Linked DNA regions of Homo sapiens: region 1 is linked to region 2. Evidence: chromatin loops called from intact Hi-C (ENCODE). Cell type or tissue: heart right ventricle. All regions are shown on one strand. Each heading gives the region's core, and the rest is flanking DNA. Links, peaks and the distances in the headings are about the cores only.

Evidence for each region. Peaks named below come from ENCODE experiments on the same cell type or tissue, not always from the same donor. Only the 100,000 strongest peaks of a DNase experiment are listed, where the experiment ranks them.
Region 1: a loop joins it to region 2, with 2.2 times the contacts of the local background. A loop is called at or near these places in 2 of 110 quality-filtered maps.

What each region holds. Positions count from the first base shown.
Region 1 is chr10:83,537,765-83,542,167 of GRCh38, forward strand. The region is part of intron 1 of LOC105378394 (a long non-coding RNA gene); the gene reads right to left. Among named protein-coding and RNA genes, the nearest start is that of LINC02650, 140 kb to the right of the region's middle. In heart right ventricle, for the core only: no CTCF peak of the experiment used is centred there; DNase peaks (open chromatin) are centred at 1,936 and 2,397; H3K27ac peaks cover 4,000 bases.
Region 2 is chr10:83,392,358-83,396,760 of GRCh38, forward strand. No RefSeq gene overlaps it. Among named protein-coding and RNA genes, the nearest start is that of LINC02650, 280 kb to the right of the region's middle. In heart right ventricle, for the core only: no CTCF peak of the experiment used is centred there; no DNase peak of the experiment used is centred there.

The DNA.
Region 1 (4,403 bases), core at 220-4,219, 150 kb after region 2:
TTTAGCTGAGCAAGTTTTAAATTTGGAGAGAGATATCAATTTATAGGCAATCTTTGTGGTGTCCTCAAAAAATATGCCACAGAAATTGGCCAAGTTTGGGTTAAAAAAAAAAAGAAAAAAATCCCTGTGATAGTCAGGCTCCGGGGTGATAGTGATTAACAGAATACATTATGGTATTCAACAAATTGGACCCCAGATCATATCATCTCATCTCCTCTGAGTATGAATAACTTTTCACATAAAAGGCAACCAGAGGAAACCATAAACAGGGATTCATCTAAGGTCTCTTCATCTCAGAGAATAGCAAGATGTCCTACCAGGAGTCCCAATTTGGATGGGAGGAACCCTGAAGTAAAACATTTAAGGATATTATTCTCAGCTGCCTGTTTAATCATAGGTGAGAAAGAACAGGCCTTCTTGCCTTGTCATATAGTCTTACAGTGGGATAGCCTCATTCATCAAAGTTATAGATTTCAGATATGAAGACATCAAAGACAATTTGCAGGCCTCTTGGCAGAAGCCATTCATATATTCCATCTAGTCTGCCAACAGGTAACAGATGTGTCCAGTGTCTAGTCCTGGCACATACTCTTGTTCTTGCATGGGATCTGGCAGATGTCATGTACTTCTTCAAAGTGATGAAGTGGAAACACTGTTGACTTGAGATCAAACAGACATGGATTTAATTCTAGCTCTGACATAAACTATATGACTTTGCTCAAGTATATTAACCTCTTGGAACTTCATCATTTGCACAATGTGAAAAATACTTCATAAGGCTGCTTTGAATGTCAATAAGTTAATGTAAGTAATGCAAGTCAGCAGTGAATATGCATACAAAAAATCTAACTTATATTGTGTGGTCAATAATGTCAGTGCTCTTCCATCTAAAAGGCCAAAAAGCATGCCCCTTCCATCATTTCTTTCACTGATTGATAGAATGAAATATATCCAATATTTAACTAATAACAAAACAGCTGTCTCTATTTCAAACATTCATACTTTCATTTGAACATGGGAGGTTCTGAATTTTCATCTTTCTGAATCCCTTATTAACTATAAAATCAGTTGAGTGGAGTTTCACCTTAAACTCTGATTGGATAAACATCTAGACCTCAATCATGTTATATGTGGCCAGTGTGCTTGTTGTTGTTATAAGTTAGAGTTGTTAATTTATGAAAACACTGCATATGTTTTGGGACTAAATCAGAAATCATTTTTCAGTATCCAGAGCAGTCAAGTAATAGCATAAAGAGATGGTTTACAGAAATAAAAGAAAGAAAATTGTTTCAATTAGCTACCTCCTGTATGCTTTTCTAAATAAATACCAAGATTCACCCTATCATATAGTTTCACATTATGATAGTCTCATTCTTCATTTATAGATATTATATATGAAGATACCAAAAAGAATATGCAGGATCCTCAGTAGAAGCTGTTGGTGTGTTGTTACTCATAGGTACACTATGGTAGAAGAACACCCACGTCCAGCTGAAGGGCCATTGGGCTAACATCCTGGCACACCCTGGCCCAGGTGCAACCCAGAATCTTTGCATCCCTTCCACCCAGCTTGTCTAATTCCTGTCCCTATCCTTAACTCAATAGGAGCCCAGGATATAGCTGCTCCCTTTTGATAACCATGAACCATTGACATTTCTTTCTTCTTAACTTCCCATTGTTGTAATATTTTCAGAGATAAGTAAGGGTGATCTTGACCACAAAAATCAGGCTAGATTTAAGATTCATTGATTCCTCTTCATCTTGAAATTTTTGGGGTCTCAATGAGTAAATCAATTAGCAAATCAATTAGCTGATCTAGATTAATTTACTTTTCTGAGCCTCAGTTTCCCCAAATGTAAAGACAGTGAAAAGACTAAACTCTTTGGTGTTGAACCAGTTCTGAGGTCTTTTATGATTCATCACAGCTTCCAGCTGTGGGCAGCTGGGGGCAGGCATAGAAGAGCCATTCTATGATGTTTTCCTCTTGGCATAAGCTACTCAGTCACATATTAAGAAATCTCTGCTACCAAATTTTCCAAACCCAGATAGGCTTCCCTTTGGTACCTTAGTACCTCTCTTTCAGTCTCCACTCTGAAATTCTGGGTTTTGATCATACTTCTATTTTCACATAGATTGTCGCACATTCTTTTTGCCCAAGCTCTTTACTCCGGGTTGTTACAAGCTGTTCTGAAAGCTCTGAGTACACTTTTCAGAAACAGCTGTTCTGAGTCAAGGTTGTTTCTGTTCCACAGCAGTGATTTAGCTCAGACTAACTTTTCTCCCCACAATTATGAGCTCATTGCAGTCATCCTGTGGGACCTGTATCTGGCAGGGGAAAGTCTGTTGGAAGAGCAAGAAGAGGATATGGAACAAGCCTGCAGCCCTGGATGACAGGTCTCCCCAGAGATCCCTCCCCCAGCTGGAGCCAGCCAAGCCTAGCCTTTCTGCTGACAGTCATTCCTGCTTCCTGCTTCACCCATGTGGCTCCTGACATGCTGTTTGAAAAGATCTGTAAGGTAGCTGTGTGGCCTCATTTCTGTAAGGATCTCCAGGGAAGCCAGCTTTCTTGGTAACTGCATAATTTATGTCATTCACCTGCTTAAAGGCTCTCAGAGGCTCCCTATCACTGAAAGAATAATATGTAAACCTTTTAAATGACTCCCAAGGCCAGCTTTCTCAACTGTAAAATGCGGTTCAAAACACCTAATTTGTGGGGTGGTTCTGAAAAGTAAATAATTAAATATGCCTAGGTTTCTGTGTAGTAAATAGGGTACAAAACAATTATCAGTTTTCTTCCCCTTCCTGATCTGGTCCTTATCTATGTTATAGGATTATCTCTTATTACTCTCATTCTTCATTTCAGTTATCCAGTCTACTTTCATTCTTCAAGTATTCTTTAATATTTTTATTCAGATTGTATGTGCCTGTTCATATACAATCTTTCTTGAAACTTATGCTTCCCTTTTCTTTTCAGAAAAAACAGCTCATACCACAGCACTCATTTTCACTCTCTTTCAAAGTATAGGTAGTCCCTCTCTTCTTTTCCTCCAGTGTTCCACTGCCCTGGTACAGTTCTGTGACCGTGTTTGGTATTTTGTCATTAATGTAATGATAATAATAGCTATCATTCCTAACATGCTTATTATATACCCAAGACTGCATTTTCCCTTTACAAACATTAGCTTTACTTTTCAAAGCCAGCCTACAATTGTTGATATTTAGCCTCCAATTTAGATGAGAAAAATGACACTGAAAGGGGATGATGTTGCCCAAATATACAGCCTAGTTTGACATGTGCCATGTTGACTAGACAGTACTTCTTAAATAACTATATAAGAGACCTGGCCCTCAGCAAATAACTGCTAAGAGATGAATGACTCAGAAAAGTCTCCCCTTTGATTCTTGATTCTTTTCTCACCAGCATCATGAGCTTCTCTTTTCCTTAAAGGACACATCTGTTCAACCCAGTCGTGTTTCAGTATGTACCATCAAAGAATTGCAGAGGAATGCAATAGATCATTCAAATAAAACTTTTGTTTGTATTACAGACATTGAAACAGACTTGGAGTCATTCAAACCTTTCCTGAGGTCAAAAGTGAAGCAGTGAGGGAACTGGAATTCCAATGACATTCACTTTATTCTCAAGCTGGTGTTCTTTGCACAGCTCTGTTTAGCAGGTTGGGGAAATGACTGGCTGGTTTTCAAATCTATAAAAGCTGGAGCACAACTAGAGAGGCTTCAAAACCCAACACAAGCATCACTTCCTCCAGGAAGCTGTCTGTTTAGAGCTGATCTAAGTCAATATGGCCATTTATATTTAGATCTTTGGTAAATATTGGTATCTTCTCCAAACTTAGAAGAAGGTAGAAACTATATGTCAGCTCTTTCCACAAGCTCAATTGAGTGGTATACAATGAAAGAAAGTATACCACTTGCTTTCAGACCAAATACTGACACCCAAAGTGATGTTTATTATCTAAGCAGGCATATAACAACTTTACAACCAATTCTTGTAGACTTGTTGAAGTCTTGACTTTCTGTCAAACACAGAGAATGTGTTTGAAAGACTGACCCAAGGCAAATACAACAAATATTTTGATAGCAAGATCAACCATTATTCTTGTAAGGTTCAGTGGCAGAATCTTTTTTAAGTGGAATAAAACAAGACCAAATGAAATTCTAGTTCTATAGCACTAGTGTGAGGGACTCAAGTGCCTGGTTCATCAAATTCTTATTTACCCATTAAACAAAAGTGATGTAAGGACACAATTATTCTAGTCAAATAGCCACGCACATATCTTAAACACTGTTTCACTCATAAAAACATTATTTCTAATCTATATTATGTAGTTAGCAATCCCCTTTGAGCATGTTCTGATACCAGCATTTGAAATGCATGCCCT
Region 2 (4,403 bases), core at 247-4,246:
TCTTTCTTCTGCTTGATTAATTCTGCTATTAAAGGAGTCTGAACGCATTGTTCAGTATGCCAATTGCATTTTTCAGCTCCAAAATTTTTGCTAGACTCTTTTAATTATATCAATCTCTTCGTTAAATTTTCCTGTTAGAATTCTGAATTTCTTCTTTGTGTTTTCTTGAATGTCTTTGATTTTGCTCAAGAAAAAAAAACAAAACAACAACAACAACAAAAACAAAAAACACTATTTTGAATTCCCTATCTGAAGGGTTACATATTTCTGTTTCCCCAGGATTGGTTCCTGATGCTTTATTTGGTTCATCTGCTGAGGTCATGTTTTCCTGGAATGTATTGAGACTTGTAAATGTTTGTCTATATATCAGCATTAGAGAGGTAGTTATTGTAGTCTTTATAGTCTGGGCTCGTTTGTTCTCATCCTTCCTGGGAAGGCTTTCCGGATATTTGAAAAGACTTGGGTGTTGTGATACAAGCTGTTTCTATTTTAGGGAGAACCCTAAGCCAATTAACACTCTGGTCCTTGCAGACTCATAGAGTTACCACCTTGATGGTCTTAGACAAGATCTCAATGAATTCCCTGGATTACCAGGCAGAGACTTTTGCTCTCTTCCCTTATTTTCTCCCAAACAAATGGAAAGAGACCCTCTTTTGGAGAAAGTAAGGGAACAGACCTGCTGGGGCTAGGGGTAGAGTGACACAAGCATCTCTGTGGCCACCACAACTAGGACTGTACTTGGTCACACCTGAACCTAGCGTTTCACCCAATGCCTACTATAACCACTCCCTGGCTACTGCCTATGTTTTCTCAAGTCCCTGGGGCTCTACAATCAGAAGGTGGCAAAGCCAACCAGGTCTTTGTCTTTCTCTTCAGGGTGGTGAGTTCCCCCAAGGCCCCACATAGGTCCAGAAGTGATTTCCAGAACCCAGGGACTAGAGTCAAAAACCTTAGAAGTCTACCTCATGTTCTACTGTACTGTGGGAAGTGGCACTCATACCATAAGACACAATCTTTCCCACTCTTCCTTCTCCTTTCCAAAGGCAGAAGAGCCTCATCCTATGTCCATCACCACCACACAGGTATGGGGATTATTGGCAGACTACTGCCAATGTTCTTTTAAGGCCCAAGAGCTCTTCAGTCCACTTGTGGTGAATGCTGTCTGGCTTAGAACTCTCCCTCAGTGCAATGGGCTCCGCTATATCCCAGGGAAGGTTCATAAATGTCATCCAGGAGCTAAATCCTGGAACTGGGAACCTCAAGAGCCTACTTAGTTTTCCACGCTCTTGCAGCCAAGCTGGCACCTAAGGTGCAAGACAAACTCCCTTTACTTTTCTCTCTACTCTTCTGAAGCAGAAGGAGTCTTGCCCCCTAGTCGCTACAGCTGGTAATGTACTGAGTGTCACCTGAAGCCAGCAAGTCTCAGAATTTCACCCAAGGCCCTGTAGTATCTGTGTATTGCTGCTGGCTATTTAGGGCCCAAGGACTCTTTGGTTAGAGGTGATGAATCCTGCCATGATTGGGTTCTTCCCTTCAAGGCATTGGGTTCCCTTTTGGACCAGGTTATGTCTTGAAATGTCATCTAGGAGCTTAGACCTCGTAGGGGGGCCTTGCTACTCTGCCCAGTGCCCTATCCTGCTGTAGCTGAGCTGGTATCTGAGAAGTAAGAAAAAGTTCTCCCCTATCTTCCCTCTGCTTTCCTCAACTGGAAGGAATGGATTCTTTTTGGAGCTGAGAGCTATACAGCCTGGGGCTAGGAGAGGGGTGATTCTAGCACTCCCTTAGCCACCCCATTGGTGTCTCAGGAGGTACAGTCATTGTGGCTTAGACTGCCATTCAAGTATATGAAGGGCCCCAGAGCACTTTAGCACAAGGTGGCGAGGCATGCATGAATTCAAGTTCCCACCACTGCTATCATCAGTGTTTCCCCTCTGGCTAGGGTTGGTTTGAAGGCTCCCTCCATGGGTGAGCATCAGCTGAGTTTGGTTCCATTTTCTTTTCTACTATAACAGGGCAGCACTGAGTTCAATACCTCACAATCACTGCGCCCTCTCTCTTCCCAGCACACAGAAACACACTCCACGCCATGCTGCTGCTGTCAGGGGATGGAGGAGCAGTAGCACTGCCAACTCAAGACAGTTTATCCTACCTCTTCAGTGCCTCTTTCAGGGAAATTGAGTTAAAACCAGGTACCATGAGTGCTCACTTGATTTTTGGTTCTTATAAAGGTGCTTTTTTGTGTAGATAGTTATAAATTAGTGTCGTGGGAGGGGATGATTGGTGGAGCCTTCTATTCTGCCATCTTGCTCCCTAGTGTATTTTGGCACAGGGGTTTTTAGAACAGTGACACTATTCTGCATGATGTTTTTCCTAGTGGATACATGACATTTATTTGTCAAATCCCGCAGTAATGTACAACACAGAAAGTAAACCCTAATGTAAAGCATGAACTTTAGTGAATAATAATAATGTATTATTATTGTTTCATCAATTGTAACAAATGTACCACAGTCATGGAATATATAAATAATAGGGGAAACTGGCAGTGGGGGCAGCAGATGAGATGGGGGAGGACATATATGAGAATTCTCTGTACTTTCTGCTCAATTTTTCTGTCAACCTGAAACAGTTCTAAAAATAAAGTCTATCTTAAAAAGAAAATGCCTTATCTTAAATGATCCTCTGACAATCTTTAGCAAATAAGCTTTATTATATCATATTACAGATGACAATACTGAACTGAAGCTCACATATTAGTAACAGAAGAAAAAAGGAACTTCTGATTTACACTGAGGTACCCATTTGAGCTATTATATCTCACCATCTAGTAAAAGATAAAAGCCTAATAGTATGTGGACAGGCATGTCCATAGACTCTAGAGCTGTTTTGTCCAATACAGTAATGACTAGACACATCTTTATGGCCTGCCCTAAGTTGTTGTCAGAATGTGGAGGTTAGAGAAGTCCCTTAGGAACATAATTGAGAGGAAGAATCTTATCATAGAAGAGACAAAAACAAAGAGAGAGGACACTAGCTACAAAATTCTTAGGATTAAGGGCATTTGTAACTTTCCCACTGTGCTGTTTCTATTACCTTTTTAGTTGCAATATTTCTTAGGTCTGAAAATAACTTTAATTAAATTTCTCTGCAGTACTTGTTAAAGATACAAATTCCTGGGCTCCCAATGAAGTACTAACAGTTTCATTCTCTATGGACAGATTCTAGGAACCTGTAATCTTAACATGTTCCTTAGGTAATTCCTTCAAATAATTTAAAAATTTTCTCTTTTAGCTGGAAGAAAATCCTTAAAATAAATAGTGCTCAATTTTTTTTTTTTTTGGTCATTTTGGTGATGGGAAGGGTGACCAGGACACCGATGACTCTAGTAGATGATGGAATAATTAATAAAAAGGAAAAGTCCTGGGTCCTTAAAACCTGCAGAAATGAAAGACAGATTGTTTGTGTAGTTGTGGGGATGAGTGGGGATATATAAACAAGATTGAGACAAAAGGGGAAAGTTTTGGAGCTGTGTAATAACACATTAATACAATAATATATTGAGTATTAATGCAGGATATGTGGAATAATACATTCCATTGTATTTCCCAATAGCATCTATTTATCTAGGTGATATTTTTCATGTTGACTTCTAGATGCAACATAATGTAAGAGAAAAAAAACAGAGAGAGCTGGGTTTTTTTTTTACTATTAATATTGCTCTGCCTCTTCAAATTTAGGTGATAATGGCCCAATCATTTGACCTCACTAAATGTCAACTTCTTCAAATGTAAAATGAGTATGAGAAGAGCTTCTTTACTTTACTAGGTTAGGGCTTCCCTACCTCACAAGTTTAGGTTAGATAATTGGTAGAGTACCACATTAACAAATGTAAAGTGATACCTGAATATAAGCTATCACAATAATGTCAGGGTTAAAATAATGCCTTGGGGTAGGAAATGGCAGACAGCAGCAGGATTTAAAAAAGAGTAGACAGTGAATTATCAGCATTTTCTCTCTTCTTTCCTACTAGCATCTTGGGCTTTGTTGATGACTTTGTACTTAATAGCCATATTAGAGGGAAACAAATTATGTCTCTAATTACCTTAAACTTAATAACAAAATCAAATCATCTGCCTCCATTTCAGATTACCATTTATTTCCAAAGCAATGACTCTGAAGTCTTAGAATGCCTTCAGTACAGTGGGGTAAATGAAGCCTGGAGAAGGCATCCTAGGATGTTACTTTTCGTTCCATACTTTCCATGGGTCCGGAGCTTTCTAGGAGAATTAAATAGAAAGCATCGATTCAGCACTTCCCAGCCACAAAAATGGGGATTTCATCTAAATGGCCCATGAAGCTGTTTCACGTTAAATGCTCTCTTGTGTAGAATCTTTGTTAGAGGA